3 separate regions of the Homo sapiens genome follow, and all the other regions are linked to region 1. Evidence: chromatin loops called from intact Hi-C (ENCODE). Cell type or tissue: endothelial cell of umbilical vein. All regions are shown on one strand. Links, peaks and the distances in the headings refer to the core of each region. The heading gives the core; the rest is flanking DNA.

Evidence for each region. Hi-C counts contacts between places; a loop is a spot of excess contacts. Peaks named below come from ENCODE experiments on the same cell type or tissue, not always from the same donor. Only the 100,000 strongest peaks of a DNase experiment are listed, where the experiment ranks them.
Region 2: a loop joins it to region 1, with 7 times the contacts of the local background. A loop is called at or near these places in 9 of 110 quality-filtered maps.
Region 3: it touches region 1 in a loop (5-fold over the local background); 10 of 110 quality-filtered maps call a loop at or near these places.

What each region holds. Positions count from the first base shown.
Region 1 is chr11:119,726,250-119,737,154 of GRCh38, forward strand. It overlaps NECTIN1 (nectin cell adhesion molecule 1), which reads right to left and starts at 2,951. Exons shown (of 6, transcript NM_002855.5): 1 at 2,226-2,951. The coding sequence starts at 2,304. It overlaps NECTIN1-DT (NECTIN1 divergent transcript), which reads left to right and starts at 3,334. Exons shown (of 4, transcript NR_120587.1): 1 at 3,334-3,557; 2 at 7,408-7,501; 3 at 10,558-10,669. RefSeq lists enhancers at 533-1,475, 2,275-3,136, 3,137-3,997 and silencers at 2,547-2,866, 2,927-3,336. In endothelial cell of umbilical vein, for the core only: a CTCF peak has its summit at 3,219 (motif pointing left); DNase peaks (open chromatin) are centred at 3,102 and 3,842; H3K4me3 peaks cover 3,017 bases; H3K27ac peaks cover 922 bases.
Region 2 is chr11:119,638,855-119,646,854 of GRCh38, forward strand. LOC105369520 (a long non-coding RNA gene) reads left to right here. Exons shown (of 4, transcript XR_001748413.1): 4 at 642-763. LOC124900303 (a long non-coding RNA gene) reads left to right here and starts at 3,178. Exons shown (of 2, transcript XR_007062919.1): 1 at 3,178-4,135. It also overlaps a transcript of NECTIN1 not described here. In endothelial cell of umbilical vein, for the core only: a CTCF peak has its summit at 3,322 (motif pointing right); no DNase peak of the experiment used is centred there; H3K27me3 peaks cover 196 bases.
Region 3 is chr11:119,348,799-119,359,703 of GRCh38, forward strand. It overlaps USP2 (ubiquitin specific peptidase 2), which reads right to left. Exons shown (of 13, transcript NM_004205.5): 4 at 10,739-10,862; 5 at 10,433-10,544; 6 at 10,226-10,336; 7 at 9,975-10,039; 8 at 9,351-9,454; 9 at 9,183-9,263; 10 at 8,959-9,037; 11 at 8,685-8,792; 12 at 8,389-8,509; 13 at 6,417-8,124. The coding sequence ends at 8,037. Among named protein-coding and RNA genes, the nearest start is that of MFRP, 7.5 kb to the left of the region's middle. RefSeq lists enhancers at 9,026-10,225, 10,850-10,899. In endothelial cell of umbilical vein, for the core only: CTCF peaks have their summits at 7,677 (motif pointing right), 7,876 and 8,082; DNase peaks (open chromatin) are centred at 4,263, 7,673 and 8,063; H3K4me3 peaks cover 755 bases; H3K27ac peaks cover 346 bases.

The DNA of each region.
Region 1 (10,905 bases), core at 1-8,000:
AGGTGATGCAAAGTAGGGTGTGGGCTTGCAACTTCTGGGCCAACCAGCCTCCATCCAAGTGTCAGACTGGGCACAACCATATCCACCTGCCTCCCTGCACCCGTGGACCCTAGAGCAAGCAAGCAGAGAAGGCACCAGGAGCCCAGCCACTGGGCAGAGGAGCTGGGCGGTCCGGGAACTTCGGTGCATGGATGCTACCCATCAGTCAATTACAGTCAATGGAAGAGCATTTATTAAGTACCTCTCTCAACCCTGGTTCCTTTCTCTGCATCCCACCCTTTCATGTAGATTTTTGGCAGGGGTTGTATCCACCTTGAGCCAGGTGAGTTCACCTCCCTGCTCCCACTTCCTGAGTGGGTGGAGCACAGCAGGCCTCTAGCCCCCAATGAAGGAATTAACCATGAAGGAATCACAAAGCTGGGGAAAGAGAATAACAAAAGGAAGGAGAATAGGGTGAGTTCCTTCCCCTTCTCCCAACCCTTCCCACCACCCTTTGTCCATCCCAGGATTACGTTAACCCCTAGTGTGCTGGACCAACCAGAGCTCTGGGAAGCTCTCGTTTCTCTGGGTTCCGGATGTGGACATATGTAATTGAAGGGTTCCTGGAAGCTCAAATCCCCATGGCCAGGCAAGTCCTAGAGCCCGAACTTCTGTATCTCTGGCTGGCTTCCCAGGCCATCCAGTGTGAGAAGACCTCTCACTCTCACCAAGACCACCCTCTGGGGGCAGGGTGGGCAGTGACACCTGTGAGCCCTGGATTTTCCCCACCCCCCACATCGAGCAGGGCAGCACCCCAGGCTTCACGGGTGGAGGCACCCCAGTACTGGCTTTCACAAACTGCTTCCCAGACATCCACCACTTAGTGAGATTGGCGGGGCCCTCGTAGTGAGCTGGCTGGCAGCAGAAGAGGCATAGAAGGGAATGAGGCCAGGCTTCTGCCTTCCAGGAGTGCACCCTAGCCCCGGAACTAGGCAGCCAGACTGTTCCCTCGATAACAAACTGCCTGGCCATTCTGCGGCAAAGCACATTGCAGGAACTCGGGATCTAATATTCCTGCCCCACGAGGAGATGGTCTCTGTACACTGACCCCCTATTCTGCCACCCCAAGGCGGGGACCACGTGCTCCAGTCAAGATCCGCCCCCCTCCCCAAAATCCCATCTTGCTAGAGCTGCAGGTCGTCTCTGGTTTCTACCCAGAGAGCTGGAGGAACTCCCCACACCCCTTGACCCACGCTTGGTGTCCAGTCAGCCGGCGAGCTCGGCAGCTTCCCCAGGGACACAAAGGGTTAAATCCAGGCGAGGGGACTCGGTCGGATTTGCCTCCTAAACGCATTTTCCAGTTCATTCCCCAGCACAATATGCCTGGGCTGGTCCCAGCCTCCGTCCCCACCCCACCCGTCAGAATGGGCCACCAGGGCCACCCCGGGGTCGGGCGCGAGGTTAACCCCTCGGCTGCCGGCAGCCCGCACCTCGAGGAAGGACACGCGGGGCACCCTCGGGAAAGTGGGTCATGCAGCTACTTGGATGGCAGGAAGCCCGCGGTGTCTCCTCCAGGGAGAGCCCCCAGAGCTGGGAGCAGAGTTCCGAGGGGGAGCCCGGTCCCGCGCCAGGCCGGGAGGAGGCTGCCCCGGCCTCACCCTCCAGGAAAGGAACCGCAGGTGAGCGAGGAGCCGCCTCTGCCGCAGCAGCCGACTCTCCGCGCCCGCTGTGGGGCGGTGTGGGGCGGGAGGGGGCCCGAGCGTCCTGAGCCGTCTGGCAAAGGGGCCGCCGAAAGAGACGAAGCCCCCCCGCCATACTCCAAACCCGCAGCTCCGAGACTGACGCCCTCCCCCTGGGGCTGTTGTCTCCCACCCCAAGACGGTGATTACGGTGATTATTTTGCATTTATGTAACACGCAGTGTTTCCAAACTGCTTCCCGAGCAGAGAGCTGGTTATTAAATAAACAGAACGCTATTACATATTATTATTTTTTGTAAAGAACTGAGCGGAGAAAGTGCTTTCATGCTACATAGAGACGTGCATCTGACTGCTTCCCTGCAGGGCAGGCGGTTCGGCTTCTCAACCTCTTTCTCCGCCGTGCCACCTCCCACCCCCTTTACCCAAGCCGTGACCCAACTTTTCTGGCTCCTTTCACTCCCCACAATCCAGTCGTGCCCGCCATCCGGCTCCCAGCCCCGGGGAGGCATTGGATGGGGGTGGGGACAGCAGAGGTGAGCGCTCTTACCTGGGAGGAAGAATGCGGTCAAGCCGAGAGCGAGTCCCCACCAGCGTCCAGCGGCGCCCGCAAGCCCCATCCGAGCCATCGGGGGCCGGGGGTCCGGCGAGAGGGGCGGCGAGGGCAGCGCTCCTCGCGCAGCAGAAACCAGCCCGGAAGATGAGGGAAGATCGCTGGCGGTCGGCGGGCGCTCGAAGGATCCAGGTCAGCTGCAGCCGTCGGCCGGGGCGGGGTGGGCTGGGTGGGATCCGCGCGGCCGCAGTCCGGGCCCCGGGCCGCCGCCGGCTCAGAGGCTCGGCAGATGCCCGCCGCAAGTTGCACGAGTCATGCCCCTTCGCCTCCTCCGCTCTCCTCCCGGCGCCGGTCCCCGCCCTCTTCTTCCACGCAGAGCGGGGCTGGGGAGAGGGACCCACCCCCGGCGCGCCCGGCTGCCCGGTTGCGCGGCGCGGGCTCCTGGCCCCGGCCCGCTCACACCCTCCCGCTCGGCTCCAACTTGCAGGCGTCCATGGCCGGCCGTCCTCCGAGGGTGGCGGGACGCACCCGGGCGGCGCAGAAGGCTCGGGGCCCAGGCGGCGGGCGCGGGGCTCGGCGGTCGGCGGCCCGGGTGGCTCTGGCTGCGCGGCCGGGCGCGAGGAGAACGGGTCGGAGGCGCCGCGCGTCCCAGCCGCCGCCGCTCTGCCGGGTGCCGGCGATCCGCAACAATGTGGAGCCGCGCTCGCTGCTCTCGCTCTCTTTCTCTCACTCGCCGAGCTCCAGCCTCTCACCCGCTCGCCCGTGATGTCAGCCAGAGGGGAGGGGTTAGCGTTAACCCCCTCCTGGCCTCGATGCGCGCCCGCCGGGGCCCGGTCGGAGCCCGAGCGCACGCGCCTTCCCGACCGAAGCAGAGGCGGATCGCGAGCGCGGGCTGCGGGGTCCGGCTCAGGACCCTCGCTCGGGAGCTACCCCTCGGCCGCCTTCCAGCTGGGGAGCCGGCTGGAGCGCGGGCTGCCCTCCTCCTCCGCTGACAAAGGCAGGCAGTGACCCCTAGCGGCCGGCGGCGCCGAGGCGCGGCGGGTGGGGGTGGAGTTAGGACCGGGCCGGGGGCGGCGGTGGAGGAGAGGGCGGGATGGAGAATCCCGGCTAGCAGCGTGGGAGCTGGCAGGGCTTCTGCAAGCCCTCTGCTCCCACCCTGGCCCCATTTCACAGACGAGGAAACAAAGGCCCAAAGAAGAGTTCCGCCCGGGACGGAACGTGGCATAGCTCGCAACAGAACCCAGTCTCCGGAGATCCCTCTCCTCTGCACCACTTGGACGTTCCACGGAGAGGCAGCGGTGCGCGGGGCGACGGGGAGCTGCCAGAGAAGTCAGTGGTGGGCATGAGTGGGTGAGACGGGCCCACTGAGGTTTCTGGTAGAGTTTCTTTTCTAATCCCTGCTCCCTTCGGGGGTTCCTTTTCCAAAAATTGAAGCACCCCGCGCCCCGCCCTTGCCCAAACATAGCCTGAAAACGAGCTCTCCTCCAGTTTCCAGGACCTTAGTTTTGAGAGATTTGTGGGATTCCCGCGAAAGTGGATCGTCCAGTCAGTGTCCCTGGCAGGGCAGGGACTCTCCGCCCCATCCCGTTCACCACCCACTACATCCGGGTGTGGTAGGATTTCTGCCAAGGCGACTGCGCCCTCCGGGCCTTCCCTCTTCCCCTTACTCTGGTCCTCCTATCCCCATCCCCTCCCCCTGGGGGAGGAAGACAGACAGAGTTTCCCACTAAGGAGAGCCGAATTCTCCCCAGACCCTGGCCGGACACTGCTCCCTCTACCCTTTGCCCAGCCCTCTAGGCGGGCAGGAGCAGAGGGGAAGTGGCTGTTTCTGATAACACGTAAATTCTGGTTCCTCACTGGAGAAGGGGCAAAGACAGCGCCATATTCCCACTGTCTGGAATCCGGCCCTGGAGTGTCTCGGTTTCTCGCGGAAGTAGTCAGATCTGGCATTGTCATGAACACTCACCCACTCACTGTATGGTCTTTTACATTTAACAAATGTAACCTGGGCTTTCTTTGTGTCAAAACACAGTGCCTGGCTTGGGGATACAGAGACATCATCATTGTCCTGAAGGAACTCAATCTAGTTGAAGGGTGGGGGAAGACAGACATAGAAACGGATGTCGTAAACAAATATTTAATATGGGATTGTGTGGGTTTGGTGGGTCACAGAAAAAGTGCCCAGTTTAGCCCGGGGTGGGGTTGGTGTAAAGGCTTCAGGGAAGCGAACACAGGGTCTCGGTGAGTCATCTATCAGACCAAGGTAAGTGCTGGAGGGCAGAGACATAAAAGAGACTGGATTTAAGGTAGAGGGTCAGCACGAGCAAAGGAATGAAGGTAAGCAATAGTCAGGTGAGTAGGGGGCCCACAAAGGGTTGACTGGTTTAGCCTGAGCCTAAGACTTGAGGAAAGGAGAGGTCTGCAGATTCGTGAATCATGCCCGGTAGCTGCTAGGAGGGTTTTAAACTGGGGAACACGCTATCAGATTTAGTTTGTGGCAGCTGGGAATCTCCCATCTGGCTGCTGAGTGCTTTAAGGGCCAGGGTTGAATTGAATTCATTGTGATGGCCTTTAGCTCTGTGCCAGGCACACTGCAGGAGCTGAAGGCATGGTTTGAAGGGGCAATCCCAGATGTACCAATGTCTTCTTGTTCCCTGCTCTTACCCTCCCATCCTCTCCATCTTTATTTTATTTTATTTTATTTTATTTTATTTATTTTATTTTATTTTATTTTATTTTAATTTAATTTAATTTTATTTTATTTTATTTCATTGAGACAGAGTCTTGCTCTGTTGCCCAGGCTGGAGTGCAGTGGCGCCATCTCACCTCACTGCAACCTCTGTCTCCCAGGTTCAAGTGTTTCTCCTGTCTCAGCCTCCCGAGTAGCTGGAATTACAGGTGTGTGCCACCACGCCCGGCTAATTTTTGTATTTTTAGTAGAGACGGGGTTTCTCCATGTTGGCCAGGCTGGTCTGGAACTCCTGACCTCAGGTGACCTGCCCTCCTTGGTGTCCCAAAGTGCTGGGATTACAGGCATGAGCCACTGTACCCGGCTGCACTCTCTCCATCTTTAGGTCAGGCTTCTTTGATCCTCTGATCTTAAATGAGCTTCCAAAGAGGGTGCGGCCAGCAGGGAAGATGTGGCTGCCTGGGGATTGGTTGGGTGGAGAAGATGGAAGCAAGTAAGTGATATAGTATGGTTGTTCACTCATCATCTTTAAACAAGCAGGGAAGGTTGCTGGGGGAGGGGACATTTAACTGAGACCCTGAAGGACAGATCAGATTTGGACCAAAAGAGGCAGGAGAGAGACTCCTAAGTGGAAGGAACAGCTTGTACAAGAACATGGAGGTGCGTGGAGGTGGGAGAGGTGCCACCTGTGTTAGGACAGTAGGCATTCCAGTTTGTTTTGCGTTTTAGAGATGTATAAGAGAAAGGGACAGGTAGGCGCAAACAGAAGGCAAAAGGACCAGAAGGTTTCCTTTAGTGACAGGGAAGAAACACAGGATCAAGCAGCAGGAAAGCAGGCTTTGGTTCCTGCTCTTAAGCTGTGAGCCCAGGAGTCACTCTTGCTTCTTACCTCTTCCTGAACCACCATGTTCCAATTTTGTTGATTCTGCCCCTGAGATATATATATATATATATATCCTTTATATATATATATATAGTCTAGTGACATTGATATGCCCCTGATATGCCCCTGAGATATATATATATATCCTTTATATATATATATCCTTTATATATATATATTCTTTATATATATATATATAAAGTCTAGTGACATTGCTCCATTTCTCCTGTTATTAATCTAGTCCATGCACTCATGATTTCTACCTGGTCTTTACAATACTTTCTGACAGTATAGCCAGTCTGCACTGAGATGGGGAGTAAAATGTAACAGTCCAGCACATGGAACTCTGGAGAGCTAATCTGCCTGGATTGGAATTCTTAAACTCCAGCTCTGACACCCAATAGCTATGTGTCCTTGGGCAAGTGACTTAACTTCTCTGTGCTCAGGTACCTTCTCTGTAAAACAGGGAGAAATAAGAGCACCTACCTCTTGAAGTTGTGAGGATTAAATGAGCCTTGAGCCAAACATGTGAAGTGCATGGAACAATGCCTGGTGTACAGTAAAAACTGTCTAAGTATTAGTCATCATTATTATTGTCATCTGTCTCTCCACATCCAGTTTTCCCCTTCCTGAAAATGGTTTATATATATTTTACAAGCTTTATTTTGAAATAATTTTGGATTTGCAATAGAGTTGTGAAAATGGTACAGAGTTTTCATATGCCCTTCATTCATCTTCCCTGAATGTTAACATCTTATAGAACCATGGTACATCTATCAAAACTAAGAAATTAGTGTTAGTATAATACTATTAACTGAACTACAGAATTTATTCAGATTTCCCCAGGTTTTTTCCCACTAATGTCTATTTTTTGTTCCACAATTTAATCCAGGATACAACATTACATTTAGTAGTGGATTATTTTCAAATGCAGATGGTCAAGTTGCAATGCCCAGGAACAATTTCTTGGCCTGCCAGACTCTTAGACCAGTGTCAAGTCCTCAACAAGGCCTAAGGGGCCCATGCCTGCTTCTGCAGCCTCATCTCACCCTGCTCTGAGGCTTCAAGGAGGAGCCACTGGGATTTCCAATCATCCCCTGCTATAGACTTTGCATACTTGGGACCACTTTCGTGATGGTTTATAGTGCCTGATTCACTCCCCATTAGACTGTCAGCTCCTCCAGGGCAGGGATCATGTTGCTGTTGTTCTCTGCTATATCTCTGGCACCTAGAACATGCCTGGTACCTGATAGGCTTGTAATGAAAATGTGTTGATTAACTCACATCCTGTGCCACTTTCTGCCAATCACTTCCCCTCTCTGGACCTCAGTTTTCTCATCTGCAGACTGAGGAGTTTAATTTGTTCACTGGTTTTCCAGTTGTGTTTTGGAAACCCTAGAATTTCCTGGGCTCAACAGGAGCCACATTTAAAGAGCATGTGTTTTCATGTGCTTGAAAATTGGGCTTTTGAGAAAGATATCTCTTAATGGATTTTGAAGATTCTGCTGCTTAAAAAGGTTTGAAAACGTGACAGATTATTGTATATTATGAATTACATATAGTTGCATGATTTTACAACTCCATTATTTATTTATTTATTTTTGCAGGCAGTGGGGAGCCATGGAAAGTTTCTGAACAGAGAAGCACTTATTGGGAACTGTCAGAGCTATGCTTCAGGAGATGAATCTGGCAACAACGTGGGTAGGATGGACAGATGATGATTGGTCAGTGAAGGAGGAGGGGAGTGAGGAGAGAGGGTTGTCATGGAAGCCAAGTGAGAAGAGGATTTAATAGAGGAGGTGGAGGAGGTTGCTAACAGTGTCTGATGCTGCAGAAAGCAGGTGGGGATCAGAAGGGGTCTTTGGAAGCAGTGGCAAAACCACCAGTGACCTTTGAGAGAGGGATGTTGGTGACTAGGCAGGGGCTGAACCCAGATCAAAGTGGGAGGAGGAGCAACTGGAAGGTGAAAAAGCAGAGGCAGCAGGTATCCTCTCTGCTTTTGAGAAGTTTGGTGGCGGACGGAATGAGCAAGGTGGATGAGAAGCTCGGAGAGGGTTAGCAAGACAGACCAAGAGGCTTATTTTCTCCTTTTTCATCGGAAATCAAAAGCTACTGAGCATCTTGTAGTCAGAAGGAAAAGAGCTAGTGGACAGTGAGGGAGTGGAGAAGCAAGTGTAAGAAGTGAAATAGGGTGTCATTTATGGAGCAAGTCCTGGGTTGGGGGGCACTGAGGGTGGGAAGGGGTCAGCCTTGGAAAGGAGAAGACCCATCTTTCTCTGAGCCTGGAGGGAAGGTGAAGAGAGTAGTGAAGGTGGAAGTTTTGGGGTGGAGTAGTGAAGGGGGAAGTTTATAATAAGGTCATTGCAGTACAGTGGGAGCTGAAGTTATCTGCAGAGAGAGGTTGGAAAGCGGCTTCAGACTTCACAATTGAGAAGGCCAAAGGGAGTGTTAAGTGGGGTATGACTACCAAGCTTCCAAAATCTATAGGGAGAAAGGAGCAAGCATCATCTGTGTGTCTTCATAGGGAAAAGTCAGGACCAATGGTCATATTTTTGGGGGAGGTAGATTTCAGTTTAATCTAGGCAAGACTGTTGAGGGATCTTAGTTGACCGACAATGGATTGACCTCCCAGTCACTTTTCAGACTCAGGCTGCAAGCCCGTTCATCAGGCATGCTGTGCATGGGCTTCTTGCCCTGGCATGGAGCATGGATGCAATGAGTTCCATGTTCCCTCCTGGCCCTGAGACTTGATAACTGCAGGAATGACAGCCCACTTGAAGAGCAGGCAGTTGGGCTCACCTTTCTCACCCACCTCAGGACTGGAGGCATGAGGTGGGGAGACTAGACGAGATCAGCCCTGGGGAACGTACCATCCCTAGGAAACTCTCCTCTGAGCCCTCCCTTGACTTCCACAGGTTCTTTCAGAGAGGCAGCTGTTGGGCTTGGAAAAGGCCCAAAGTCAATACAGTAATGACTTCCCCTCCTGGTCATATCCCAGGCCCCTCTGTGTCATTCAGAAATTGGCTAATAAAGTTCACTTTGATGTGAGAGGAGCCCTATTAAGAATTCCCCAAGATTCCCCAATCCCCTGAAATCTGTCAATAGGAGAAGATATGTTGGAGTGGCATGCTGGATGGGGGTCACCCCCTTTTGTGTCCCCAGTCCTTACCCTGGTGTCAGTTGAGGCTGAGAGCAAGGGGAGAGGAAAGGAGGAGGAATCCCATGAAGAAAGTATGGCTGAAGCCTTAGCCAACCCCAAAGAGGACCCAGCTGGCATGGCTACCCTCTTGCCCTAACCTGAGGCCAACCTCACCTCAGGCAGTGCTCCCAGGGTAGATGGGAAGCCACAGCACCTAATTACTATGGTCATCACGCTGGTGGCTGTGGTGATTATGATGGTGCCTCTGTATCCCACAGCGCTTAGCAACATTTAATTACTGTTATTCCTATGGAGATCACTGCAGAGTCTTGGCTGCCATTGCTCTTGGGGATGGAGCAACTACACACAGCTGCACCCACTCCCCAGTCCAATGATCCACTGTGTTGAAGTGCTGCCAGGATGGTTAACAGACACCAGCCTCTCCCTTGTGGGCCATGGTGTCCCAGCGATCTGCATGGCTTTTGGGGCTGAGCTCTGAGAGGTGATAGGAAGGCCCAAGTTCCATCTTGAACCATCTAACTCTCCAGAAAGAAGGGAAATTGTTCTATGCCTTGTGTCTGGTCAGAAGGCCCTCAGTATACTTCTGTGAATCATGACGTCCCAAATCCTAAAGAATTCTGGTTGTGAGTAGAGGCGGCACTCCTGATTAGGGATGGGAGCACTTAAAACTCAACGGTGATACTGAGAAGAGGGTTTCATCCAGGATCCGCATAGACCGGAGAGCTTAGGTCATGAAGATGGGAAGGGACGGAGTGGAGCTTCTGTGTGGAGCATGCCTTATGTAGAAAGATGAAAGGGAAAAGGGCTTTGAGAAAGGAAGATACTCAACCTCCCACCCACACTTTCCTCCCTTTGATGATGCTCTTATATCCAGGGATGGGTGTTATGGTCAGGATAATTATCAGGATGGACTACTTGTCTAGAGGAACCAGATTTTTCTTGCAAGTTATGTGAAAACCAAGAAATAGAAGGTATTGTTAGGGAAGAGCAGAGTTCCTGGATCAGCCCAACCCCAGCAGAAAAAGCTCATGGTTGATGCCTGCCTGGGAGTGGGGAGGTAAGGCTCGGGCTGTGGAGCTGTGGGTCTTGACTCTTTGGTCTCAGACCTTTTCGGGATCTGATGAGCGCTGTGTCCCTGAAAACTGCACATACGCACAAGGACAGTGTTTGCATGGCAACCTGCTGAAGCCCAGCTGGGGCCTTGAGTTAGGAATCCCTGCTGAAGAAGGAGTGCTTTGGGAAGGAGGCAGCCCTGAGCCCAGACTCCCTGTGATCTGGGCTAATGACTGATGCTAATGACATGGAGAACCCCAAATGAGGAAAGTCCAACCCAGACCCTTCTATAATATGAAGTGAAAAGAACAAGTATTATCCATAGACTGCATTATAATTCTGTAAAAATATACACTTATAAAGAGAAAAATGTGAAGGTGACATGGAGAAATGAAAATAATTTGTGGGTGAAGAGTTTTTATTTTATTTAAAATTTACTTTAATATCATTATGAGGCTACTTTAATAATAGATTTAATTTTATTTCTCTATTATGTAAAGTGCTTTTCCTGAAGAAATGAGCTTTCAAATTATATTTGATTTAGGTTAATATTAATGCCCTGTACATCCTGAGTACATGTTTCCAGAAAGAGGTGATCCAGGAGGCTGCCAAGTGGCCTGCAGGTGACATCCAGAGGGCAGAAAATGCCCATGCAGGTAACTGAATTCTGAGGAACATGAGACCACATGCTACCAAGGAGGCAGCCAAGGGAGAGGATGCTGTGTTCTGGAGTTAGGTTTGAGTCCTGGACCTGCCATTTACTAACCGTGAAACCTGGAGTTTACCTGGGGCTGAGGAGGGGGTGGTTCCCAGGACACGGGACTTTCAGTGCTAAAATTGGGAAGGTCCTAGGCAAAGTGGGACAAGTTGGTCACCCTATTAATAAGCTATT
Region 2 (8,000 bases), core at 1-8,000, 87 kb before region 1:
TCTCCCCATCAGGCCACCAGACAGCTACCGGTCCCTGAGCCCCACTCACAAGAGCAGGCCCGGGAGCTCTGCTTCCCAGGCAGCCTCCTGAGAGGCCAGAGCTTGGGCTGGGGCTCCTCAGGGGTCATGGGTTACAGGCTGAGAGTGCCCGGCCACCTTTCCCAGGTGTGTCTGCCCCGGACCCCAGCCCAGCTTGGGATGGGAACCATGTGAGTCTCAGGTTTCCTAGCTCAAAGGACAGGGAGGAACCAGCAGCAGCACTGTGGGCCCTCACCCAGGGCGGGCATGAGGCCTCAGGTGCACGGTATGCGGCACCGACAGCCTTAGCCAGCACGGGAAATAACACATGATGCAAGATTTTAAAGATGAAAATCAACGTAAAAATCCGTGATGAACAAAACGTCCACATTGTAAGTAAAGACAGGATCCATCACAGTGGTGTGCTGGGTGTCTGATGCGAAAGGAAAAGTCAGTTATTCTAATCCTGTCTTTATTTACAATGTGGACGTTTTGTTCATCATGGGTTTTTGCTTTCATTTTGATTTTTTTAAAATATCACATTAAAATATGATTTATCCTGATGGTTGAGGGTTTTGGCTCCCCCCATATACTTTGTGCCTCTCTCTCCTCTCTGGTCCTAGGTCTGCCCTCACCCCTTGTCAACGGCTGGGAGCACGTAAACTCTTGCAAATTATTTAACCTCTCTGTGCCTCAGTTTCCTCACTATAAATCGTGGATGGTAATCATGCACCTGCTCCTCTGAGCTGCTGTGAGGATAAAATGCATCTTTATGAAGCCCTTTTGAACTGGGGCGGTGCCTGGCACGTAGCAATCACCACTCAGGAGGGTCAGCTCTTCCTGCCAAAGGGTTAGTTCCTGGTCCCCCAGGGTGGGGAGGCCCTAGAAAGGCCCTGAGCTTTCACAAGTTTAGGTGCTTTAAGTCTGGGGCTCCCAGGGTGCTGGGGAGCAGACCAGTGGGAGTTTAGTGGGCAGAGTCCTGCCTGGCTCACCCGGCCCCATCCGTCTCCGGTGGGCTCTTCTGCTGCCGGTTGTACAGGAAGAAGACAGTGAGCACAGCAACTAGGATGAGGAACACGGCCACGGTGCCCGCCAGGAGCCTGGCTGCACTTCCCAGACCCCTCTGGGGGCGGGGCTTTTCTGGAAACAAAAGACAGGGAAGAGGATTAGAGAGAGAAACTCAAGTGACCCAAAGAGAGTCAGAGATGTGAGAGAGTCAGACCCTGAGGCAGTACTCTGCCTTTGACATTGCACCCCCAGCTCCCCTCCCCATGGTGCTCCAGTTCTAGGAGGGGCTCCCAGCCGGTGTGGGATGGAGGCTCCTCCTCTAGTTCCCTATGACCCTGTAACCCCACACCCTGCTCTGATCCTGGGATCTGGGGCATGGAGGTAGAACAAGGGTGAGGGTATCTCCTGGACAGGCAGCAGGTGCTGAGATGGGGTCCCCACCCCGTCATTCCATTTCTGGCCCTGCAGGGAAGATTCCTGTTGAGGAGTTTAACTTCTTTCCCCTCCCTGTGCAATTAAACAAGCAAATGAACTAATGGGTGCTTCACCCTCCCAGCTTGGGACAGAGGGTGAGGATCAGGAGGGAAAGGCAGGAGCTGGGAGGGTCGATGAAGAAGGGGCACCTGGGGGTGCCTCCCGGGAAACCAAGCCTCTTCAGTACAGATAGGTGAAAAGCCCAGAGGGCTGTGGTCTAAGGTGAGGGGGCTGAGCCCACCTTCTGGACCCACCTGGTCATGGACCCAGAAGATTGCTGGGCTTGTCGAGGTATTTCACAGTCTGAGCTGGAGACACTGGTCTGTCCCTGAAGCCCAGGAGGCTGCAGAGACTGACCCTGTGGCCAGGGGCACATGCTGCTTCTCAGCGATCCAGGCTTGGCTGTGAAGCCACAGCTGGCCCTTCCAGTTCCTCCTTCTGCTGGGCTCGATTTCTCACCTCTGACCTTTACGACCCCAGCGTGGAGTGGGGGGTAGGGACTAAGGAGAAAATCACACACTTATGTACTCCTTCCTCTCCACTACCATATTACATATAATTAAACACGGAGAGCACCTGAATAGAGATGCCAAATTGCAGTTTGCAGTAAACATCATGGAGCCAATTTTCCTAAAGTGGAATTGACAAGTCCCTTCCACTCACTCACTCACTTACTCACTCACTCCCTCCTCATTCACTCACTCACTTTCTGTCTCTCTCCCCTTCTCTCTGCTCCATTCCAGTGCCCGGAAGGAGGGGGTATCTTGCTCCCAGTAAATTTGCAACCCCTCTCTGGCCTGTCTGCAAAGGCTCTGGCCCCAGCATCCATCCATCCACAGCTGGTGGCTGTGGCCGCCTTTGGAAGGCAGTTTCCCGTGTTGTCCAGGCTGGTCTCAAACTCCTGAGCTCAAGTGATCCTCCCGCCTCAGCTTCCCAAAGTGCTAGGATTACAAGCATGAGCCACCGTGCCTAGCTCCAGAGTGATCGTTCTAAACTACAAATCAGATCAGGCCACCTCCCTACTTAAGTTCCTCCAAGAGTTCCTCCAACAGTTTGTGGCCTTTATCAAAGCGTTAAGGGCTGAGGCCTTTCACGACCTGGTTCCTGGAGGAAACGCCATGCCGCCCCCAGCCTGGACCACTTGCAGCTCCCAGACAGGGAGCCCCTGCTTCCTCTCATCCTCAGGTAGCTAGTAGGAGCCACTCTGTCTGCCAGGGTCTCTCTTTCTTCCCCTTCTTTGCCAGGCCAATCCAGCCTGCAGGTTTAAGCTGGACGTGCTTCCTCCAGAGAGCCCTCCCTGCCTCCTCCACTGGAATGGGGTTCCTCCTCTGGACTTCCCCTGCACTCTCTTTCAGTCTCTTTTCTTTTCTTTTTCTTTTTTTTTTTTAGACGGAGTCTCACTCTGTCGCCCAGGCTGGAGTGCAGTGGCGCGATCTCGGCTCACTGCAAGCTCTGCCTCCCGGGTTCATGCCATTCTCCTGCCTCAGCCTCCCGAGTAGCTGGGACTACAGGGACCCGCCACCAGGCCCGGCTAATTTTTTTTTTTTTGTATTTTTAGTAGAGATGGGGTTTCACCATGTTAGCCAGGATGATCTCGATCTCCTGACCTCGTGATCCGCCTGCCTTGGCCTCCCAAAGTGCTGGGATTACAGGCGTGAGTCACCGTGCCTGGCTTCTTTCAGTCTCTTTTCTACAGACTGTGATTGCACGTCTGACTTGTCTCCCCAGCCCTGCACAGTGCCTGGCATGCAGAAGTGCTCAGTAAGTGTGGTGAATGAATGAAGGCTTGCCTGAATGTGTAGTGGGCAGTTCTGGGAGAGGGTCCACCGGGCGGGCCTCTGGAATCTCACCTTCCACTAGGGGGAGCTCTCACCTTGAGTCCAGCCACCACCACGCTGGATGCTACGAATTCAGTTTCCCTGGACACAACTCAAACCTATATCCCCTTTTCTTCTCAGCACAGCTGAGGCAGGCTGGCATTTCCAGAGGGCTAGGGTGGGAGGGGGAGCAGTAGGGAAATGAACACATACCCTGTCCGGCTCACAGAGTTCAGGTTTCTCTTCTACCACGGTTGGCCCCACATGGAATCCGAACAGGAGGAAGAGACAGGTTCAGGACAAAAGGCTGGGATTTCAGCCCTTACTCCCTGCCTCCAGGAAACTTCTCTCAGAGGCTTTCACCCATCATCCCCTCATGGACTCTGCAGCCACTTTGCCAAGAGAGGGTGGCAGCTGTCTCTATAAGGGCCCTTTCATCATCCTTACAGTGCAAACAAAAACACAGCCATCCCTCGGCATCTCTGGGGGATTGGATCCAGGACCCCTAGCGAATAGCAAAATCCAAGCATGCTCAAAAGTCCCTTATATAAAATGGTGTAGTATTTGCCTATAACCTATACACATCCTCCCATATACTTTAAATCAGCTCTAGATTACTCATAATACCTGGTACAATGTAAATGCTGTGTAAATGGTTGTAATACTGCATTATTTAGGAATAACAAGAAAAAGGTGTACATGTTCAGTGCTGACACTACTCTCCATTTTCTTTTTTTCTGAGTATTTTTGATCTGCAGTTGGTTGACTCCACGGATGCAGAACCCATGGATGGATACAGAGGGTTGACTGTATAAGAAGTGAGTCTGTGAATGCACTCGTGTGGGCATTAGGAAAACCAAAGGCTAAACAGGGTGGGATGTGGTGGGCAAGGCCTCACACGTGCCAGGGCCACAGTGGATAACTCTGATTTTGTTCCCTCCAAATTGCCCTCACTCCCTGTCCCACCCTCTCAATATCTGAGTGCAACTTCCATTGTCACCATGGGCCTTGCCTGATGCACCTGGAGGGTCGCACCCTGGTGGAAGAAATACTAGTGGAGAGAAAATGAGATGTGGGGACAAGAAAAGGGAAATCCAAGGAGGAGAAATTGGCCTCAAGTCTCTGGCATGCAAGGCACTGTGCCAGGTGCCTTTGCTGATTTGGGGCATATTTGATCCTCGTATTGAGCCTGCAAAATGAGATAATGTTATCCCTGATGAGCAAGATAAAGCTCAGAGAGGTTAAGTAATTCGTTCAGGATCGTCCAGATAGTCAGTGGCTGAGGGCACTGGGATCTGCGCCTGTGTGCTGTTCTCCCTGCCTCAGGCTGTGGGGTCTTAGTATTTCTCATCCCTCACTTGGCATGGGCCTGCCATCCCCCTTTTCATCCCTTATCAGACATAGCCCTGCCTACCCCCTCCCTGAATAGGGGGGCCCTGGTTGCTTTGTCTCTGAGCCTCCCCTTGACAGCTGTGAGGAAGGGGCCTGGTGCTGGCCCCAGCCAGAACCCTGGCATTGAGCCCCCAGACACTCTCTGGTTACACCGTGACAAATTGGTTCCCCCGCTCCCAGCTCCGCAGGCTTGAGGGCAGGCCCAGTCACCTGCAGGCAGCTGGGTCTGGCTGTGAGCCGGGAGAGCTGGAATCAGTGTCGGGGGGTGGGGGTGGGGCCTCCAGGGAGCACTTATTGCCCACCAGGCTCCGGGCTGGACCCTGTCCTTGCAATGATCCTGGGAGGTTGGCTATGTGCCTCTTGCTGTACTGCAAAAGGGCAGAGCAGTCAAGTCAGCAGTCCAGGTCCCACAGCTAGGGCCGCCACAGCTGGACTTGGGTCCAGTTGACCACTGAAGTCTCTGTCCTGTTAGTCATCAGGGCCTGGGCTCCTCTCAATGGCTTCCCTGGGAGAGCCCGCACTCGGTCCTGGCTCACGCCGCAAGGATGGCCTCTGGGGGTCACACCAGTGACACTCCCTGGGCCTCAGTTCTCTCACCTGTCACATGGTGACAGTGCATCTGGTTTTCCTGTCCCTCAGACTGAGATAGTGAAATCCATGGTTAGGGGGTAAACACAGATGGGTTCATTCTGGGGGCTGCAGGCCGCGTGCTACTGGGGCTTCTCTGCTCTTCCAGGAACAGCTCTACTGGATTCACTGAGGCCTCGTGGTTTGGGAGCCCGAGGAGCTTTGGGTCACACCCAAGTAGCCAGCAATCTTCACCTGCTTCTCCCGACCACCCCCCTCTCAGCCAGATGTCAGTGTTCCTGCACCCCAGGCTTCCCTCAGGGTGGGAAGCGAGCCCAGACATCCAGCTTCACGGCGTGCTCCCTTGCCCTACCTGTTGTTCCTCCTTCAGTTAGACAAACGTGTGCCTCACACTTCTATGTGCCAGGCATTGTGCCCGGTGTGAGGGGCTTGCCCCCTGGCTAATGGAGGAGTCATACACGTATGCAAATAAGTATGCTATTTTGTGATTCATGCTGCAAGAGAGGTCTCTTCCCACAGAGCAGGGGGCCTTCTGAACAGGGTTTTGATAGCATAGTAGGAGTTCACCGCGAGAAGAACATTGTAGGCAGAGTGAGGAGGGCTACCGGGGCACGTGTGTGAAATGTGGGGTATATGAGGGAAATTCCAAGTATTGGATATGGCTGGGAAATGGGCTGCAAAGGGAGAAAGACAAGGAATCAGGGGGCTGGGAGGAGGGGGCAGAGCATGCTCAGAGGTTTAGATTTCTAATAGGTGATATTAGGTAATAGTAATGCCCTCTCTCCTGCCGCCTCTCCCTGGGGACACAGACACTACCTTTCTCATGAGCTGGATTGATAAGGGCTGTCCTGGAGTCACCTCCTCCAGAGCTCCCCAGGGCAGCCACTTGGCACTTCTGCCCCTGAAGCTGTCCTGGGTTGGTCTGCCCTCTGCTTGTCTCCTCTGATGCAGGCCACAGGTGTTTGCGGGGAGCCAGGAGCTCAGAGCAGGCTGGGTGTTTGGACTTGGTGCCTGGAGGTCAAATTGGCTGGAGGAAGGGCTGATTTTACCACCCAGGGCCCATCCAGTGGCTGAGTCTGCCTGGCCATGTCTCCAGCCCACGTGTGCTGGACTGACCTTTCCCCCAATGACCAGAGAGGCAAGGGCTGGAGGCAAGTCTTCCTGGCCAACCCTCCTGTGTTCGGAAGGTCTGGGGCAGACTCCAGCGGTCTCACTGCTGGGAGGGCTCCCAAGTCTTATCTGAATGTCATTGTTACGTTGAAACCCAACTGTGAGAACCCAGGACCCCATCCACAGGGACAGGAAGCTTCTGACTTCATAGGCTGGAGCCAGGGGACCTTGCAGGCTGGCAGGACTTCTGGCACACCCTTCATGCTCAGGGACCAACAGTGGCCATCCCTGCACTCCTGTAGCGTCAGCATCCAGGCTAAGCTCCTCAGCCTGTCCCCCAAGGTCCAGTCAGGCCCATGTTTTGTCCCACACATGCCTTGCTGGGTGTTTCCAGCTTTCTCTGTCTCCGTCTCAACATCTCATTTCCATTCCATCGTCCCAGAACTGCAAGCTGGGCTGGCTGCCGCACCGTCACACGTGGGGGTTGTGGGACTCTCCCCTTCCCTTGCTCAGGAGGGGACATACCCCTCTCCTCCTCAGTTTAGCTCATACAGGAGGGAACTCTTTCAACTGCTTTCCTCTGAGCCAGGGTGGTGAGGGAACCCACCTAGAGACTCAAAACCGAAGAAGTCACAGAGTTCTTTCCTTGGCTCAGACTCAGCCAGGCCTCTGTCCTCCCCTTCTCTTAGGCTATAGGGCTAGGAGGCTCAACCCTCTTGTCTACAGCCTGAGGTGGCCTTCGGTGGGCTCTGCGCTGGAGCTGCTGGGAGTCCCCTGCCTCCTGGCCTTTTCCTTGAGTTGGGCTCCCGGTCTCTTCCTCTAGCCTGGACTGGCTTGCATTTCAGCCTTGTGTCTGTTCTGGTGGGCCCCTCAGTGCAAAAAGCCTTTTCTCCTTGGCCACACAGAATTTGCTCTGGTTCTGAACTCAGGTGGAGGTCATCTTGAAGTCCCATTCTTCAGACCTCCTGGATGGAGGCTGGAGGCCCTGAGCTCTGCAGTCCTGCCCTCTTTCCTCCCTTGCCCGACTTCCAGTCCATCTCCCTGGAGCTGATGTAAAGTGCTTAGTACAGTGCGTGGCACATAGTCAATATGTAATACGTGGTTGCTATTTTTGTTATTAGCTGTTCAATAAACAGAAATGGATGAAGTTGCTGCTGACGGTAACGGGGATGATGTTGGCCCATCCCCCCTCCGTAGAATCTCGGCTGCTTCACCTGTGCTGGCTCTCTGGGCCAAGTTAAACCCGTGGTCACATTATCATAATATCAATTATAGGTTTCATGTGCTTTTACTTAAATTATTTTATTTGATGCCCCCACCCCTTTGAGTCTGTTGACAGATGGTAACTGGAGCTCAGAGAAGGTTGGTGAAATGCTCAGGGTCACACAGCTCACTGATGAGGGAGGTGAGGGAGGAACCCAGGCAACCTGGTTCTCAGTGCAGTGCCTGGGGCCATTTTCATGCCCCCCACTGCCTCCATCTCTCAGTTTATCTGCAGAGGAAGATAGCTCAAGGTTGAGCTGGCCACCTTCTTAGCTGTCTAATCTTGGGCAAGTCACTCAAACCCTTTGAGCCTCAACGTTTTCGTCTGTG
Region 3 (10,905 bases), core at 1,137-9,136, 380 kb before region 1:
CCGGCCCATTCTTACTAAATTTTTTTTTGTTTCAGAAAATATAGGAGGTTTTTTAAAATTTTTTTTTAATTTTTTTTAATTTACAGTTTTAGTAGAGATGGGGTCTCACTATGTTGGCCAGGCTGGTCTCAAACTCCTGGACTCAAGTAATCCTCCTACCGCAGCCTCCCAAAGTGATGGGATTATATGGTTTAAAAACATTATTGGCCAGGCATGGTGGCTCACGCCTGTAATCCCAGCACTTTGGGAGGCCGAGGTGGGCGGATCATGAGGTCAGGAGATCGAGACCATCCTGGCTAACACGGTGAAAACTGTCTCTACTAAAAGTACAAAACAAATTAGCCGGGCGTGGTGGTGGGCGCCTGTAGTCCTAGCTCCTTGGGAGGCTAAGGCCCGAGAATGGCGTGAACTCGGGAGGCGGAGCTTGCAGTGAGCCGAGGTTGCGCCACTGCACTCCAGCCTGGGCGACAGAGCGAGACTCCGTCTTACTTTAGCTTGTAAAGGGTTCATTATATTAAAATTTATTGTTTAAAAATTAGTAAGAAAATACTTAAATTTCTCTCGGCTTTAATATTAATTTGGTAAATATTAATAGATAGAACCCACATAAAGCAAAGGTCTTTGGGGTTCTCCATAATTTTTAAGAATGTAAGGGAGGTCGGGTGTGGTGGCTCATGCCTGTAATCCCAGCACTTTGGGAGGCCGAGGCAGGTGGATCACAAGGTCAGGAGATCGAGACCATCCTGGCTAACACAGTGAAACCCCATCTCTACTAAAAATACAAAAAAGTTAGCCAGGCGTGGTGGTGGGCGCCTGTAGTCTCAGCTACTTGGGAGGCTGAGGCAGGAGAATGGCATGAACCTGGGAGGTGGAGCTTGCAGTGAGCTGAGATCGTGTCACTGCACTCCAGCCTGGGTGACAGAGCAAGACTCCGTCTCAAAAAAAAAAAAAGAAAAAAGAATGTAAGGGGGTCAGCTGGGTGCGGTGGCTCACGCCTGTAATCCCAGCACTTTGGGAGGCTGAGGTGGGTGGATCACCTGAGGTCAGAAGTTCAAGACCAGCCTGGCCAACATGACGAAACCCCATCTCTACTAAAAATACAAAAATTAGCCGGGCATCGTGGTGAACGCCTGTAGTCCTGGCTACTTGGGAGGCTGAGACAGGAGAATTGCTTGAACCCGGGAGGCAGAGGTTGCAGTGAGCCGAGATTGCGCTGCTGCACTCTAGGCTGGGCAACACAGCAAGATTCTGTCTCAAAAAAAAAAAAAAAAAAGAAAAAAAGAATGTGAGGGAGTCTTTTGAGAAGTGTGGTTCACTGGACAGAGATGAAGACAGTTTACTGGGCCGTAAGTCTGGAGATTAAATGCTGGGTAATCCGAAGAAACAATGACTTCCTCTGATGGGGCCAGCAGGAGGACTTCCTGGAAGAGATGAGCCTTTAGTCTAAAGTTTGAGGGTTGAAAAGGATTTGAATAGGCAGAACTTGGGGGTTGGTTAGGGAATTCCAGGAAGGAGGAGAGGCTTAGCACTGTGGCCTGAGGAGCTTGGTCACAACTGGGTCTCAGAACTATTCCTGTGAGTGGGGAGACAACAGAAGGGAGGCCAAGGGGAGGCCTGGAAGACCAGGAAGCTTCTCTCTGCTTTGCTGTTACCCACGGCCATCCTCGACTACACCCAGGATGTAGTAGAGGCCGCAGAGTGCCTCTGTGGGCACAGGCACTCCTGCAACTGTCTGCGTTATGAAGGGGTTTCTGGAGGAAAGGAGGGGAGCCAGGGGCCAGCTCAGGGTTGGGGAGTGGCACACCTAAAACACACTGAGAGTGAAATCCACTGCAGACCCCTCAGCTCATTGCCTCACGTCATCCTTATTCCAGCCCCGGTGGCAAGAGGAGGGAGGTAGGTGTTTTCTTCTCATTTTCTGGATGCCACCAAGGCTCCTGGAAGTTAAGTGCCTTTGCCCAAAGTTGTACAGTTGCCCAGGGGCAGGGCTGGGTTGCAGAGCTGGGGCTGTTGGAGTCCTGGTTTCCACTTTTTTTTGTTTTTGTTTTTGTTTTTTTGAGACAGGGTCTTGCTCTGTCACCCAGGCTGGAGTGTGATCACAACTCACTGCAGCCTCCACCTCCCAGGCTCAAGCAATCCTCCTACCTAAGCCTCCCAAGTACCTGAGACTACATGTGTGCACCACCATGCTTGACTAATTTTGTAGAGAAGGGATCCCCCTATGTTGCCAGGTCTCGAACTCCTGGGCTCAAGCAATTCTCCTGCCTCGGCCATAGGCTTCCCTAGTCTTTAGAAGCATGAGAGATAGCAGCTCAATCCCATTACTACCTCCAAGAGGCAGATGCCCCCAAATATCAGAAAATTGGAAAAGCCAATTCCTTGATTTTGGAATCCCTATTTAACGGGCACTCTGTTTAGTTTGGGCAATGCTATACTTACATACATCAAGTGTATTGTTAAGGAAGAGAAGATAGAAGCATCCAGAGAGATGAGAGGAATTAAATATTTGCTAAATAGGGACAGTGTTGGTTTAAAAAAAAATTTGCTGAGGATCACCCACCATGAGAATCTCAGTGGAGCTTTGATGGTATAGTCCTGGAAATGGGAGTTGAGCGGGGGAAATGGAAGTTTGTTGAGTTGTTGAGTACCTACTATGTGCCAGACACCCACCCATCCCATCCCCTCCCCTCCTCTGTCCTCCCCTCCCCTCCCCTCTCCTCTCCTCTTTCCTTTCTCCCTTTCCTTTCCTCTCTCTCTCCCCTCTTCCTTCGTTTTTTTTTTTTTTTTTGTGTGTGTGCATGTGTGTGTGTGACAGGTTCTTGTTCTGTTGCTTAGGCTAGAGTGCACTGGTGTGACCACGGTTCACTGCAGCCTCAACCTCCTGGTCAATTGATCCTCCCACCTCAGCCTCCCAAGTGGCTGGGACTACAGGTGCATGGTGCTATGTCTGGCTAATTTTTGTACTTTTTGTAGAGACAGAGTTTTACCATGTTACCCAGGCTGGTTTCAAACTCCTGGGCTAAAGTTATCTGCCCATCTTGGCCTCCCAAAGTGTTGGAATTACAGGCATGAGCCACTGTGCCTGGCCAGACACTGTTTTTCTTAACTGGCACTCACAACTCTGAATAGGTAATGTTATGCTCAGATTACAGATGAGGAAATTGAGGCTCAGAGAGATTAAGTAACTTGCTTGGGCTGTGAATGTTAGTCTCTTTCTGCTGCCTCCTGCATCCTGCACAGGTGCTTGTTTCTGCTCGTAGAGCAATGAAGGATGGGGACCCTCAGAGGTGTCCAGCTCAGACAGACCTACTAGGGTCCAGGTAGGAGGCAGATCATGGTGGTTTTGCTGTTGGGTATGTGTGAATGTCACACTGCTGTTTGGCTCAGTTCCTAATAGATGCAGGGTTGGAAAATTTGCTGCAGAAAGTCCTGCAAAATGCTGTCAATTATTCAAACTAAAGACAGAGTACTCGGAAAGAGAACTGGGTAGGGAGTCAAGATACCCAGGTTCCATCCTGTCTCTGCTTCTGACATGCTATGTGGCCTTGAGCAAGTCTTCTCTAGGGCTCAGTATCCTCACTGCCAAATCGAGATCATGGACAAGGTGACCTCTATGATCTAACTCTAAAGCTTTGTAGAGGCCGGGCATGGTGGCTTACGCCTGTAATCCCAGCAGTTTGGGAGGTCAAGGCGGGTGGATCACCTGAGGTCAGGAGTTCGAGACCAGCCTGGCCAACATGGTGAAACCCTGTCTCTACTAAAAATACAAAATTAGTCAGGCATGGTGGTGCATGCCTGTAATCCCAGCTACTCGGGAGGCTGAGGCAGGAGAATCGCTTGAACCCGGGAGGTGGAGGTTGCAGTGAGCCGAGATCACATGACTGCACTCTCACCCTGGGTGACACAGTGAGACTCTGTCTCAAAAAATAAATAAATAAAAAAATATATAAAATATAGCTTTATAGAAAGAAGTAAGCATTCTGAGCATTGGTCACTTAAAAAAATTCTATAAACTGGAACCAGGGAACTAGAGTTAAGTTCCGTATCTTGGGACTTGAGCATGTGTTTAGAGGAAAAGTGACTTAGAATGATTGATAACATGGGAGTGGAGACCTTCAAGATCCACAAGTCCTATCTCAGTAATTTGCAGATGAGGCACGGAGGCCCAGAAAGAGGGAGGTTCTTGTTCAAGGTCACACAAGAGCAGTTGCAGGGGAAGCCCCTCCCCTAGGGAGAGGCCTGCTGGATCAAGAGCAAACAATGAGGGAAGAGAGCCAAGTTGCTAGGAGGCAAAGCTTGATGGACAAAAAAACGTGGGGACAGACCTGCGTGTGTTTGTGCTCTGTGTAACACTAGGACCTGTTGCCATGGGGATGAGAAAGCACCACAGATTAATTACTGAAGAGCTGGGAGCAAGGGTGGCGGACCTGAGTGGAGCCCCTGCCCTCAATGTCTCCTAGAGTCCATCTGTTCCCCAGTGGAAGACAGCAAAAATTACAGGGCTGCTTCTACCTCCAGTGAAGAACTAGTCAGAGTACAGCCATTCACTTTGCTACAAGCCTCATGTTTTTATTTTGAGGGGATCCTGTTTGCCTGCGGCTTGGGGGCAATCATCAGGGTAAGATTTCCAATCACAGCCTGGGTCAGGCCACCCTCAGGGCAGGCCAGGGAAGTTTGGGTCCCTCAGGGAGAAATTCCAAGTTTTAAGTCACTGTCATTTTCAATCCCTCTTCTTCACTCTTGGGAAATGCTTAGAAAAATGCCCCCACAACTGTCCCCCTCCATGAGGTGGGTTTGATAGCAGCACACAGGCCTTAAGTGACAGCAGGTGCTTCTGTCTCAGCAAGGATGGAATAGTCAGGCCTTTATTTTTCAGTGTCTGGAGCAGTGAAGGCAGTGAGGAAGAATCCTGATGAAACACTCCAGGCTCACCTGGTGGAGCCTTCAGCTTCCCTAGTTCTAAGACCAGCAGCAGAAATGGAAAAGCTGAACAGTGCTAATGAAGAGGTGACACCAAAGGAGACGTGGGTCACCGAGTGCACCAAAGGCATCACCTCTTTTAGGGGTTAAATCTGAAGTCTTGAGAAAAAGCACTTTAGGGAACAAAGCCTGTAACATAAAGGTAACTGTTTCTAAGTATTAGGTGGTAAAGCTGAGATCTTTGACTTATCAAAGACTAAGCCCTGGCTGGGCGTGGTGGCTCACGCCTGTAATCTCAGCACTTTGGGAGGCCGAGTCAGGCAGATCACCTGAGGTCAGGAGTTCGAGACCAGCCTGACCAACATGGAGACACCCCCGTCTCTACTAAAAATAGAAAAATAGCTGGTCGTGGTGGCGTATGCCTGTAATCCCAGCTACTGGGAGGCTGAGGCAGGAGAATCGCTTGAACCCAGGAGATGGAGGTTGCAGTGAGCTGAGATCATGCCATTGCGCTCCAGCCTGGGCAACAAGAGTGAAACTCTGTCTCAAAAAAAAAAAAAAAAAAAAAAAAAGACTAAGCCCTGGTCACTCCACATCCAGGTAATGATACTCTGCTCTAAGAGCAAGTTTTGCTATATTTGACATCTGCTGGAGAGATGTATTTTATCTTATCATAGGTCTGTGAAAACACCCAAGTGTTTCTTTTTTCATAGAGACAGGGTCTCACTATGTTGCCCAGGCTGGTCTCAAACTCCTGGCCTTAAGCCATCCTCTCACTTCAACTTCTTGAATTACTGGTGTGAGCCACCATGCCCAGCCCCAAGAGTTTCAACCAAGAATTAAGAGAGTAGCCCATACCAGCATTAAAAAGTAGACAGTTCATTAAAAAAAAAAATGGACATGTGAAAACCATGTCACATAGGAGAATGTCCTGATTCTTAGGAGATGTATGCTCAAGTATTTAGAAGTGGTGATATAACACCTCACCTGAAAATGTTTCGGCAGACAGAATAAAGTACAGTTGACCTTTGAACAATGCGGGCTTGAACTGTGTGGGTCCACTTTCACGTGGATTTTTTCAACCAAATAAGGATAGAAAATACTGCATTTGTAAGATGCAAAACCCACATATATAGAAGGCTGATTTTCATATACGCAGGTTCTGCAGGGGTGACCTTGGGACTTGAATATGGTGCAGATTTTGGTATGTGTGTATCTTGGAACCAATCTCCCTGTGTATACTGGGGGATGGCTGTATATTTAAATGTGTTTGTAAACAATTGGTGAATCCAGATGAAGAATATAGTGTCCAAAATATGTATTGTTTCAGTTTTTAAAAAATTAAACTTAAATGTTCAAACTAAAAAGTGGGTAACTTTTTCCAGAAACTTGGAATTTACAAACTGGTTGAAACAATGAAATAGATGGCCCCTAATATACTAGGAGCCCTTCCTAGATTCAAACACTCCCAAATCAAGATTCCAACATCTGCCAACTGATTTCTCAAAGCTATTATTTATTCTGTACAAGGTTCCACTGTACATTAGACATTCTTCTACTCTTGCTTACACAGTAAACAAGTGTACACTTGCCCTTGGGCTCAGGTTCACAGGTCTTCTCTGGAGAAGGGTGTCAGGCCAGTAAAACTCAGGGTGTCTTTCTCTGATGCCTCCTCCTAGGAGCCTGGAATGTGCCAGGCTCCACGGGGCACAAGCCGGGCCCAGCTGTGTGGGTGAACAGCTTTACTCTCCAGGACAGCACAGAGTTTTATCCAACTATGTAGGGCAAAATTGAGCCCACAGGAAAGAACCATACAACTGAGGCAAGATGTCCCCAAATACCCAGGCTCCAGCTCCCAGGGCAGGACTGGAGACCAGCGCTAAGAAGAGCTGAGGGGTGGCCTGGGCATCCCTGAGAAACTCGGTCCAAAGGGCCTATTGTCTAGGAGGCTCTGAGAAGGGGGCGGGGGCAGGAAGGCCAGGGGGAAAGGGATGTTAAGAGAATAAATAAAAGGGAGAGAAGCTCTAGGGACGAGGGGCTTGTGCTATCCTTCAAACAGCTGGGGAGCAGACCAGGGGTGGGCTAGAGGACGTGGGCGGGAAGAACTTGATGCCCTGTCGGAAGGAATCTACCTGCTTTCTTCTTTGCCTCACTGCAATGCACAACGAGCCAGGGCTAAGGGCAGGATCCCTTTCCCAGGCGGGTTTGAACAGAGCACTGGGGAAAAGGGAAGAGGCTGAGGGATATTTCAGGAGGGGCAGTTACCCCCTGGTCCCCAAATGCTATAAGGCACAATTCTTGGAGGCAACTAAATTCCATTCAAAACATTAAAAAAAAAAAAAAAAAACCCAAACCCCCAAAACAGAAACTTGTTTTAGATCCCAGGTCTACTGTGGCTGTGCTTGGGGCCTGGCCAACGCCCACCTAGCACCACGGAGGGCTAGCATTAGAAAGTTGTACTTGGAAAAGCAATAAAAGGACCAGTGCAACGTCCCAGCTATGAAGAGGCCTGAAGGAGAGCACTCCAGTCTGAACACTTTAGTTATGGAAATTAAAAAAAAAAAGTTGGGCTTTTTAAAAACCAAAACCAGCGTTTTCCAAAGATGTCCCTTCGTCTGTCCCCTGGAGTTAGCAGCGTGAAGAGGGCTCTTGGCTCATGGCTCTGGACCGGCGAGCCGTGCGGGTGGAGATGGGCGCCGGCTCCTCCGCGGCGCGGGCGTCCAGGCGGTGATGCTCCCAGCGAGCTCCAGAGGGCGCTGTCCCCTCGGAGGCGCGGGCGCTGCGGCGGGAAGCGGCGCAGCGAGGGTCTTCCCCCCCAAGACACAGTTGTTTCTGACACATAGGAAGACCACAAGTTTACAAATGCAAACGCCGAGGGCACGGGGCGATGCTGGCTCCACGTCCAGGCGATCTTCCCTGCCGGGCCACAGCTCAGGAAAGCCCGGCTCCTTGCTCCAGACCCTGATCAGGCTGCATCCACTCCTGCTCGGCAGCTTCAGGTTTGTTTTTCTCTTGTCAGGTTTGTGTGTTGTTGTTGTTGTTTTGTTTTTGTCTTTTTAAAAAATTTAGGGAGCGGGGCCACCACGGGGAAGGGAGAAGGGACGTGGCTCCTGGCGCTACATTCGGGAGGGCGGGCTGGCCAGTTCGTAGAAGAGCAGGTAGGCGTCGCTGGTGCGCACTTGGCTGGAGGACATGGGAGTGACGCTGCGGAGAGAGCGGGGAGTCAGCCCGGAGCGGGCAGGACCGGGAGACCCCCCGCCGGCTTCTTTCTGTGCCCCCGAGGCCGGCCGGCCTGCCTTTCAGGGAGCCTCCCCACGGGCAGCGGCTTCGTGGCCTTAAACTTTGCCATCCATTCTCGGTGTAAGCCGTGCGGGGGGTGGGAGGGGGGTGGGTTTGGGGGGAGGGTGGAGGAGTGGGGGGAGAGTGGGTGGCTACAGCCAGGGGCTCCGGCCCTGCCCTGGCTCTCACCTGGAGTCGTTGAAAGTGTGCCATTCTCCTGTCCCTGGACTGCGACAGTAGGCTGTATAGTGGCCACCCATGGTGGTTCCGGAGTGATTGGACACAGCGTACAGGTTGTAAACAGCATGGTCTGAGGAGGAGGCAGCCGTCAAGCCCCCGAGGCCCCCCTGCCCCGACTTCCCCCCTCCAACCTCTCCTTCTGGGTCTCTCAGTAGCTGGTGCTGGCAGCTCCCCTTCCTCCTGCCCTCCCTCCGGCCTTGCACACCTGCGTCTTCATTCTGCCCTGCCTACTCAAAGATACTCACTGGTGTTTTCTGAGGCAAATTCTCTTAAGTCCAGGTCTCTTAGGGGGAAGTTCACAAATGTTGTGAGCTTGCTGGTTCGGATCCTGGATTCTGAGAACCGCTTCAGATCTGGCATTGACGTGAGTCAAGGATAGTCAAACCAATGCAGAAGGGCAGACAACAAAAGGAAAGCCTACAAGGTCCGTTTCTTCCGACTGTTCCCCTCACCTATGGGCCCCTTGTCATCAGTCACCCTTGAAAGTCATGTCCCAGCCCTGATGGATCTTAAGGATACGGAGCACCAAGATCTTTGGGAACCTCTGGATGGAGAACTTCTTTATACACCGTTTTCTGCCTCGGCAGCGACAGCATGTCTGAGAGACAAGACAAACAGAAAGAACTTGTGGGGAAGTCAGTGGGCCCCAATCCAGTCACTCCTCAACTGGATCTGCTGGTATCAGCCTCTTCCCAGTAGGTCCCACGGAAATTTGTTCTTGCTATTACCGAAGGGTGACTTACTGGCTTTTCATCTCCATCAAGCACATCCTCTTTGGTGAAGAGCCTCATGCAGTCCATTAATGTCACCTCAGGATAACCTCGCTGGGAAGGGGAAAAAAGCAAAGGTCAGAGGTCAACATGAAAGGACAGGAGAGGGAGTTCAACAAGGCGGGCAACTGGGGTGCATACCTTAGCAATGGGCAGTGAGAGGTCCCAGAAGGGGTCGAAGACCGTAGAACAGTAACCACAATCTGTACACGTCAGCGAGCTCTTTAGCTGCCCAACAAAGAGATCTGGGGAAGAGAAGGCCATGAGATGCTGAAATACAGGAAGTAGAGCATGGTCTTCTGCACAGCAGCTTTTATTTTTTTTTTTGAGATGGAGTTTTGCTCTGTCCCCCAGGCTGAAGTGCAGTGGTGCAATCTCAGCTCACAACAACCTCTGCCTCCTGGGTTCAGTGATTCTCCTGCCTCAGCCTCCCAAGTAGCTGGGATTACAGGTGCCCACCACCATGCCTGGCTAATTTTTGCATTTTTAGTAGAGATGGGGTTTTGCCATGTTGGCCAGGCTGGTCTTGAACTCCTGACCTCAGGTGATCTACCCGCCTTGGCCTCCCAAAGTGTTGGGTTTACAGGCATGAGCCACCATGCCCGGCCTGCACAGCATCTTCTTTCTTGCTGTTCCTGCTTTGCTTTGTTGAACACTAGGCAGAAACAGGCTTCCCCGGGAGAGTGATTCTTAGGGCTTTTCATGCTCCACTCAGGCAAGAGCAGGCAACAGTGAAAACAGGCATCTTCCCTTTCATGCGCTTACCCCCGATCCTACTGTCTTCCCGTTCTAGATATTTTCTCCACATCTGTCGGCCTTTCTCGTCATCACTGGGAACCAGAGAGAGACAACAATTGGGTCAAAGCTCAAAACTTAAGTTTAAGGGTCTGTCAATTTTGATCCTTCATCTTCAAAAGTAAATCAGATTATTCCCAAATCATTAACCCCAAAGTGGTGGGTAAAAATCTCGAGTTCACAAAAGTTTTGCTTTCCCACAGCATTCTCCTCTTACTTACGGAAGATGATCGAGGTTCTCAGGGTTGGACTTAGGTCTCAGTGTCACTCGGTTCACCTCGTTATGGAGCCCATCCAGAAGAAAGCGAAGGAACTCCTGAGCATCCTGCTGACTGAACCCAAAGGAAGGAGGGTGAGCAACACCTCTTGTCCTAAGAACCTGCTCCTACTGCCACCCACCTGAGAGGACATGTCTGCAAGGCCCTTACTTATAGCCAACAAAGCGCGGTGCGTATCTCTGGATCTGGGTCTTGAACTCAGATGGGCTCACCACATCATTGGGGGATGAAGTCCATATGGTCTGAATTAGTTTTGCAAACTCTATTGGAAGGAGAGAGTGTACAGGACAGCTGAGATATTTTCTATAAGAAACTCTGAAACTAGAATCCCAACAAAAAGCAAGCAGAGAAAGACAGACAGGATAGGAGTGTCTAAGACACAACACCTAGAACAGCCCCAGTGGAGTGGAGGAGCATCCGGGGGTAGGCAGGGGCACATGACAGAGGGCCTCTCACCTTCCACGAGGGCTGTGTGTGCATTGCTGCCGTGGTGCAGGTCCCGCATGTAGAGCCTCTGGAGGCAGTAATCTCTCAACTCCCGAGTGTTGCTCAGGCACTGCAGAATTGAGTTCATGAAGCACTGCAAGAGATGACCAGGCAATCAGTGGGGAGACGAGAGTCCC